2 separate regions of the Homo sapiens genome follow, and region 2 is linked to region 1. The links are chromatin contacts, found by Hi-C or POLR2A ChIA-PET in ENCODE. All regions are on one chromosome and are shown on one strand. Each heading gives the region's core, a stretch centred on a gene start or an enhancer-like site at or near the end of the contact. The rest is flanking DNA. Distances are from core to core; before and after follow the strand shown. Region 1 holds the start of SREBF1 (sterol regulatory element binding transcription factor 1). Region 2 holds the start of RAI1-AS1 (RAI1 antisense RNA 1).

Region 1 (4,066 bases), core at 593-3,092:
GGAGTGTCCAGGTTCAAGTTCTGACCCCAAAGCGCATGTCCTCCTGGCTTGGTCACGTTGCCTCTTGGGACTACACTCACTGGGCCCAGTGATGTGGAACTGGTAGTTGAGTCAGGCCCAGATCTCCCTAGGGCTTGGGATTTCAGGGTTCATCACTCCAGAGGGCAGTGAAGGACAACCCCTCGTGCCAGGGATAGGGGAGGCTGTTTTGGAAAAGCCTCACAATCAGGGCCTCTCCTCTGGGGTCCTCCCCTAGCCCAGCCCCAGGGGGAAGGAGGGAGGGCTGGGAAGCTTCTGGGGCTGGCAACCAGCTGGGCTCATCTGCAAGGCTGCAGTAGGGCAGGAGTGGTGGTGGCATAGATATATCTGTTTTGCCAACCCCAGGGTGGCCACGGGTTCCATGGACATGTCCATTCAGGCTGTGAGTCTAGGCATCTTGTTCCTGCGACCTTGGCCTCAGTTTCCTCATCAACCAAGTGCAACTTAGCTAGTGCTGCTAAAACTCCTGCACAGAAACCATGCAGGCAATTTGCTAGGGGCTTCCGTTTGCTCTATCTACAAAATGGAAGCAACGGGCCTCCTAATTGGCACTTGGTGCCACCATTGGCCCCAAACCCCTTCTCATCACAGCCAGGGTGATGCTCCAAAGATGGAAGCCGGTGCCACTGTTCTGCTCCGCCCTTTCCCTGGCCGACCAAGTCGGTTTGCGTCCTCCTCCTCCCTGACCTCACTCCTTTGCAAGCCTCTAACTCCTCACACTTAGGCCCTGCCTCGAGGCCTTTGCCCTTCCCTTGCCGTGGCCTGGAAAACATCTTTCCTTGCTGGTCCTGGGGGTGACCCTCAGGTCTCAGCTTAGAAGTCCCTGACCGCTCTACCCAAAGTAGCCACATCCCTGCCCTCCCCCAGCCTCGCTCCACCCAAGGTACAACTAAATACCCGTTTGGTTTCCCGGGAGATTTTTGTGTTCCCTAAAAGAGGGGGTACCCAGGTCTGTCTGTAAACCCTCGGTGCCTAAGACGGGGCCTGGCATTCGGTGGATGTCAGTGAATGAGTGCGGAGGCTGTGCCCGTCGCAGACCGGGAGAACCCGACACGAGGCGGGGGAAGGGCGCGAGGCAGCGCCCATGCGCATGCGCAAGAGCTCCGACGCCGAGCTGAACTCTCGGGCCGGAGGGAATGACCGTGAGTAACCTCGCAATTACGTCACGGCTGGGGCTGGGGCGGAGCTTCGGCGACGCCTGGGTCCCCAGCTTCAGCCGTGGCCATCACAGGGCTGGAGAGTCACCGGTCGGGCGGCACCCGGCCTGGGACGCGTAGAGGCGCACGTGTCCCGGCCCGGAGCCGCCAAGGGACCCCGGCCCGGCCCAGGAGCCCTCACCCACAAGCGCGCGGCCCGAGACGCTAGCGCGGGAACCAGGGAGGCTCGGTGAGGCTCGGGACACCGAGCTCAGAGACACCGGGAAGTCCCGCGCGAGCACAGCACGGAGCTGGCGCCCGTGGGGGAGACAAAGGCCAGGGAGACACCTGCGCGCCCCCTACTCGCGCCACCCGGCGCAGCTTCAAGCCCTGCCCGCCCTGACGCACCTTCGATGTCGGTCAGCAGCGCCGCGTCCAGATCGCACGGCTCGCCCAGCGCCTGCTCCAAAGCCGCCTCGCTGAAGGGTGGCTCGTCCATGGCGCAGCCGCCTCCTCCGGGAGGCCCGCCGGGCCCGCCGCCTCGTACGGCCCTTCCTAGGGAGCGCCGCCGCGGCCCCGGCTCTCAGTCGCCGCCGCCGCTCCGCGCGTTCGTGTCCTGCCCTGGCCTCAGAGGCGGCCCGGCGCCGGCGAAAAGTTCCTCGGAAACTGGGTTCCCCCGGCCGCAGCTCTGCTGGGCGGTCGAGGCGGAGGCGGGGCCTTTCGGGGAGGACCCGCCCTCCCAGATAGACGGCCCCGCCCCACCTTGAGAGAGCGGGGGACCCCTGATCCCCGGTCTGCGCCACAAATCTCCCCTCAGCCGGCCCCTCCTCCAGAGCGCCCTCCAGTCATTCATTTTATCCAGCCTCGCGCACAATGGCAGCGGCCTCTGGCCGGCTGCTGCGGGAACGCGGGCAAGCCGAGCCCCCTCTCTGGGCCTCTGTTTCTCCAGCACCAAGCAAGGAAGCCGAGTGGAAGCCCCAGGCCTGGGCCCATCCCAAACTTCATTTCCTCATTTCCTAGATTTGACTCTTTAGAACAAGACAGACCAGGATCCAAGTTATAGGGGTCCCAGGCCTGCTGTGTTGTGAGCAGGCCTGATGTAACTGCTGGGCCAGTTACATCACTCTGCCTCAATTTTCCTCATTTGTAACATGGGCCTAATGATGCTTTCTCACGGGCAGGCTGGGAGGCTAGTGACAATGTGGAGGGGAGCATGACCTGTGAGATCAGCCTGCCCCCTCTCTGCAAAGAAACCAGAAGATTGGCCTCTTGAGGACAGGAGTGGCCAAAGAAAGAGGCTGGAATTTCGTCATCTGGTTTCCTCCCAGATCCAGCTGTAGGGATAGGATACCAGTGGGCCCAGTGCAGCTCCTGAAGGAGGAAGCCAGTACCCAAGGAAGACTGGCCCCAGGGCTGTCTGACCCCAGATTTGGCACTTATTCCCAGGAGCAGCCAGGATAGGGGCCGCAAGGAAGAGGTAGCTGTGCTTTAGATCAGAGCCAGGCTGCCCTGGATCATCACAAGCTGGGACTAGATCAGAGCAGGCAGCCCTGTTGAGAAGAGGGCTGGAAACCGAACCTGGTTCTGTGGCCTAGGGACAGAGCCAGGTGGGGCAGGAAGGAGGGAAGGGGTCCCAATGAGGTGGGTTGAAATAAACCAGAATTAACATTCAGGAATCTGAATGTGATAAGGCAGTGAGCTCCCTGTCCCCAGAGGTATGCAAGCAGAGAGAAGCACCCTTGGTGGAGGGCAGTCCAGGAAACTCATCAGGGGCCTGGGCCTCAGGCCTTCCCGACCCCAGACCTTCATAAGTCAAGCCATCCTGCAGACTGCCTTGCTCAAACTCCAGATATAGCCTATCTGGCCACGCCCTAAGCAGGAGTAACATTCATGATGCATTTTAGAAGGGGTGTGTGGGGGAGAGAAGCCACAGAGCCCAAGTCCCTGGGGCTCAGCCTGGACATCCAGCTCCCTTTGTTCCTCTCCCAGAAGTGGCTGCGGTGGAAAATTACCCAGAATAGCGGCGCCAGAAGTCATAGGGGTCGCCAAACCACATCTCCCCAAGTAGCCCTGCTCAAGGGTCCACCCAGGACCCACTCCCTCCAGATGAACAACTGCTGGAGAACACAGAGAACAAAGCTGGCTTCTCCTCAGTGCCCCACCCCCACCAACACTCTAGAGGCTGCAGGAAGCTGGTGACTTCCCTGAAAATTTAAACAGCCCTTCCCAGGGAGGGGGTGGGATAGGAAGTGCTGGGTGAAGCCTAAATACCATTTTCTTCAGAGCTAGGCAGGTGATCTGGGTTTTCACCTGCTTGCTGTGTGACCTGGATCCAATACCTCACTTCTGAGTCTCAGCTACTGTATCTATAAAATGGGAATAACCCTTTCTGCAGTCCCTCTGCAGAGGCAGGGAGGGTGTTTTGGAGTCATCATCACAACAGATCTGCCTCACTGTTTTTTGTTTTGTTTTGTTTTGTTTTTTGTTTTGAGACAAAGTCTCTCTCTGTCACCCAGGCTGGAGTGCAGCGGCATGATCTCGGCTCACTGCGACCTCCACCTCCCAGGTTCAAGCAATTCTGTCTCAGCCTCCTGAGTAGCTGGGATTACAGGCGCACGCCACCATGCCAGGCTAATTTTTGTATTTTTAGTAGAGATGAGGTTTCACCATTTTGGCCAGGCTGGTCTTGAACTCCTGACCTTAGGTGATCCACCTACCTCGGCCCCCCCAAAGTGCTGGGATTGCAAGTGTGAGTCACTGCACCTGGCTATCACTGTTTTTGTTGTTGTTGTTGTTGTTGTTGTTGTTGTTTTTAAGACAGAGTCTCGCTCTGTTGCCCAGGCTGGAGTGCAGTGGCACAATCTTGGCTCACTGCAACGTCGGCCTCCCGG
Region 2 (4,049 bases), core at 791-3,290, 71 kb before region 1:
AGAGAAGAGCACGAATCATAGGTGGACAGCTGATGAATTTCTGCAAACCAAACACACTCGGGTATAACTGAAGTTCAGATCAAGAAAAAGAACATCACCAGCCCCCAGATGTCCCTTATCCCCCTCATCAGGCATTTCCTGCCCAAGAGTACTTTTGTCTGCCTTTGAGTTTCACAGACATGAAACCTTTTCTGTCCAACTTCTTTTCCTCTTTTTTTTTTTTTTTTTTGAGACAAAATCTTGCTCTGTCACCCAGGCTGGAGTGCAGTGGTGCGATCTCGCCTCACTACAACCTCCGTCTCCCGAGTTCAAGCAATTCTCGTGCCTCGGCCTCACAAGTAGCTGGGATTACAGGTGCCTGCCACCACGCCTAACTAATTTTTGTATTTTTAGGGTTTTGCCATGTTGGCCAGGCTGGTCCTGAACTCCTGGCCTCAAGATATCTGCTTACCTCGGCCTCCCAAGTAGCTGGGATTACAGGTGCCTGCCACCACGCCTAACTAATTTTTGTATTTTTAGGGTTTTGCCATGTTGGCCAGGCTGGTCCTGAACTCCTGGCCTCAAGCTATCTGCTTACCTCGGCCTCCCAAAGTGCTGGGATTATAGGCATGAGCCACCGCGCCTGGCCTCCTCTTCTTTTACTATTTATGAGACCTATCTGTGCTGTGTGTGGCAGTGGTTTTTCATTATTGTGTAGTATTCTATTGTGTGCATATGCCACAGCTTATTTCTCCCTCCTACTTTTGATGAACACTTGGATTGTTTATAATCGGAGGATCTTCGGTGGCTTGCGCCTGTATTCCCAGCACTTTGGGAGGCTGAGACGGGAGGAGAGTTTGAGACCAGCCCAGGCAACATAGCAAGACCTCATCTCTCAAACATTTTTTTGAAAACTAAAATAGTTGGAGGATCTTGTGAATATACCTGCCGTGAACATTCTCCAACACATTGTTTGGTTCCTGTATGTGGAGTTCCCATTCAATGTGTGCCTTGGAAGTGGAACTGCCATGGTCTCATTTGCATTTAAGAAGCCTCTACTGGACACACAGAAGAGACCGAGGTACAGTCCAGGCAGGAGGTGGAGGGGAAGGTATGTGGGCCCAGCCCTAGGGCTCCTCCACCTCAGAATCCAGAAACATCCCCAGCGTGGACTTGTCTTCCAGGCGACTTGGGGGTCTGTATTGTACACACAAGATGAAAATCGTGTAAAGCAAGGCCCAGACACATGAGGCTGAGTGTGCAGCCCCAAACGGCAAGACGTAGGCCTTACTGTGTGAGTCACACGGTGGTGTTATAGCACATTCTAGTACACAGGCAAGAATAGTTGTATAATATTTGAATGCACTGAACTCACTTCCACCAGGTACACGTGTGAGGAATCTCCCTGCAAGTCACCCGTTTCACAAGAGGGAAGACGGCCCATCTTTTAAGTCAGGGGAGGGGACCACTTGCCCTGGGGCCTCGGGCTGGGGTTCAGCCTGCCTCTGTTCCCCACTCTTGGACACACAGGATGAAGGGCCCCAGTGCTGATCGCTCACAGGGGTGGTAAGACTTACCCTGTTACCCTCTTGGGGTGTGGCATTTCTTAGAAGCCAAGCATGGGTAATCCTTTGCCTGGAATGAAGCCAGGAGAATGGTGGGGCTTCAGGCTCTGGTTCTAGAAGACAGGGCTTCTTGGGAGCTGCCCCTGGAGCCTCCCAGCCTGAGCGGTAGGTGCTGGAGCTGGTGCCTTTGAACTTGGATTCATCACAGGGAAGACCTGGGGTCCAGGCCTGGTTCCGAGGTGCCCAGGCCAGCCCCTGAGCAGCCAGGCGGCCTTCTTGTGAACTCACATTGTAGTGTCCCGTGCAGCTGTCCTGGTCCTGCAGGATGCATTCCCCACCCCCAAGCCCTTAAGGGCTGTTGGGTTTTGTTTTTAAGAAACATATGGCCTAGTTGTTACTTTGGCTGGCCTCCCCAAGCCTCATGTCTCTGAGACCCCCACTCCTAAGGAAGGGGGCCAGGCATTGATGGGGGTGTCTGGGAAGCCGAGGGAGGATGCCTGCCAGTTATGAGAAAGATGCATCTTTGTCGCAGACACATGTGGGGCGCTCTATGTAAATTGTTTCAGCGCCTAACAGGAAGAAGAAAAATGAGGCTTTGATGCGAGCCACCACCTCTCAGCCAGGCGTGGTGTCACTCAGGCGCGTCCGAGGCCTGCTTCTATTAAGGAGCTGTAAGCTCTTCTCAGGCCAGAGACCCAGGGTGCTCTCTGGGCAGGAGGTGGCTCTGCTCTGTCTGCCGAACTCTGGGCGTCAGCACTGGGGCGTGCTGGGGCCTCAACCCAGCCCCACCTCCAAGGCAGGCGGAGAGCACTGCTGATGGATTCCCCAGCACTGCACTGTGCGAGGCCCAGGGCGGGGACCCCAGCAGGCAGCGTGGTAGGGTTTGCTGGGGATGACAGGCAGGCGCACAGGCGGCGGCACTGTTAGGCCCCATGTGATGGCCACAGCCTGGCACAGGAATCGGTGCTCCAGGCAGCAGACAGCAAAGGTGTGGAGGCAGGAAAGGAGCCACTGTCTCTGAGGCCTGGGAGAGCACTGCGGGTGCTGGAGATAGATGGTGGCAGGGGCCAGCTCAGGGGAGGGCAGGAATCTGGTCTTGTGGCTTTGGAAGCCCATGGGTTGCGAGCAGGAGAGGGTGGGGTGGTGTGAGTCTGAGGGAGGTCTCAGATGGGAGGGGAGGGCGGAGTGGGGCAGGGACCAGTGAGGGCCAGAGTGGAGACTGGGCAGGAGGGCATAGCACACACATGGACATGCTTCCCAATGAGCCCTGGCCCAGTCAACTCCCAGCTCCAGGAACCCCCCACAGCCCTTTGCTGGGGTGCACACCGTCCAGAGCACTGACTTCCCCAACGAGCCAGGTGGAAATGTCCCAGGGAGGACCCCGGGGCCTGAGGAGCCTACTGAATCCTCAACAAAGAAGGGAAGAGAGGCCTAGGCCACAGCAGGCCCAGAATTATTGTGTTATGCTCTGGATCTTGGGGAATGTGTAATCCCCACACCGTATCTATGGCAACTCTCCATTAACCAGAATTTGGTTCTACAAATTCCTGTTCCCATTCATTCTAGAAAACTCAGAGCTGTTGGTCTTTTTAAAAAAACTCGCTGAAAAAAAAAAAAAGATACTAAAGAATGTAAAGAAGAAAATGAAGTCAGCTCCAGCCCCTCTGCTGAGAACACACTGATGTTAGTACTTTCGTGCATTTCCACCCAGTTTGTTTAAGAAAATTGGGATTGTGTTGAATGCCTGCTTTTGCATCCTGCCTTTTCCATTGTGCTTCAGATCATGAGCATTTGGCAGGTCAGAAAAAAAATGTCTTTGGAAGCTGGGCTGTGGGGACTGGGGTTTGGAAGGCTTGCTGTGTGCTGTGATCCTTCAGGGGTCATCGCCCTCCCTAAGCCTCAGCCTTTGCCTCTCTGCAGGGAGAGACTGAAGGACATTTCTCAGGCTCCCGCCAAGAGTCTCAGTGTTTTCCTTGCAATGGTGGCCTTGTTATTCCAGCCTTGCTACTCACAGGTGGGCCTGGTGATGTTTGTGGCAGGGTGGGCACAGGGCTGGCACTGCCACCAAGTACGTAGTTGAGCCGGTAAGCTCAGAAACGTGGGCTCACTCCAGCCTTGAGCACTTTCCCATCTCGTGATCCTGGGCAAATGACTTTGCCTCTCTGAACCCCTATCTCTTAAGCTCCAGAACCGGGTGGTTGTGATGGTTCATTGGCTTAATGTAAGTGGAACTCTTAGCATATAATAAGTGCTCAGTAAAGAGGAACTGTTGCTACCCTGAGGATTGCTGGTATCTGTGATGTCACAGGTGTAATATGAGGATTAAATCATGACCTTCTTGCAGCATTCAGCAGAATGCCTGGGACGTAGGGGACACTGTCAGGGGGTGGCACCTGGTCCCATGGTCTAGCCAGGACTATCTTTGTGGCCCTTAACTTGTGCAGCTGCCCAGGGCTGGCGCTCAGAAATGGCCTGTGCTTGGTGCATGCTGCTCTGCTGTTGCTA

Evidence for each region. A loop is a pair of places that touch in the nucleus more often than their neighbours do. ChIA-PET counts read pairs that join two places held with the same protein, here RNA polymerase II (POLR2A). Pooled maps may share reads with other maps.
Region 2: a pooled map shows a loop between it and region 1 (7-fold over the local background). The contact joins the promoter of RAI1-AS1 here to the promoter of SREBF1 in region 1. A Hi-C loop is called at or near these places in 9 of 168 maps with a recorded cell type or tissue (B cell, CD4-positive, alpha-beta memory T cell, CD8-positive, alpha-beta T cell and 4 more), 25 of 37 single-sample maps with no recorded cell type and 19 of 50 pooled maps. POLR2A ChIA-PET finds 5 or more read pairs at or near these places in 18 of 52 experiments (B cell, BJ, CD4-positive, alpha-beta T cell and 13 more).

The regions. Positions count from the first base shown.
Region 1 is chr17:17,835,144-17,839,209 of GRCh38, forward strand. SREBF1 (sterol regulatory element binding transcription factor 1) reads right to left here and starts at 1,843. Exons shown (of 19, transcript NM_004176.5): 1 at 1,584-1,843. The coding sequence starts at 1,674. RefSeq lists enhancers at 718-1,619, 1,620-2,522, 2,523-3,424 and silencers at 1,222-1,501, 1,692-1,851.
Region 2 is chr17:17,764,262-17,768,310 of GRCh38, forward strand. RAI1-AS1 (RAI1 antisense RNA 1) reads right to left here and starts at 2,041. Exons shown (of 2, transcript NR_130894.1): 1 at 1,557-2,041. The region is part of intron 2 of RAI1 (retinoic acid induced 1); the gene reads left to right. RefSeq lists an enhancer at 2,005-2,064.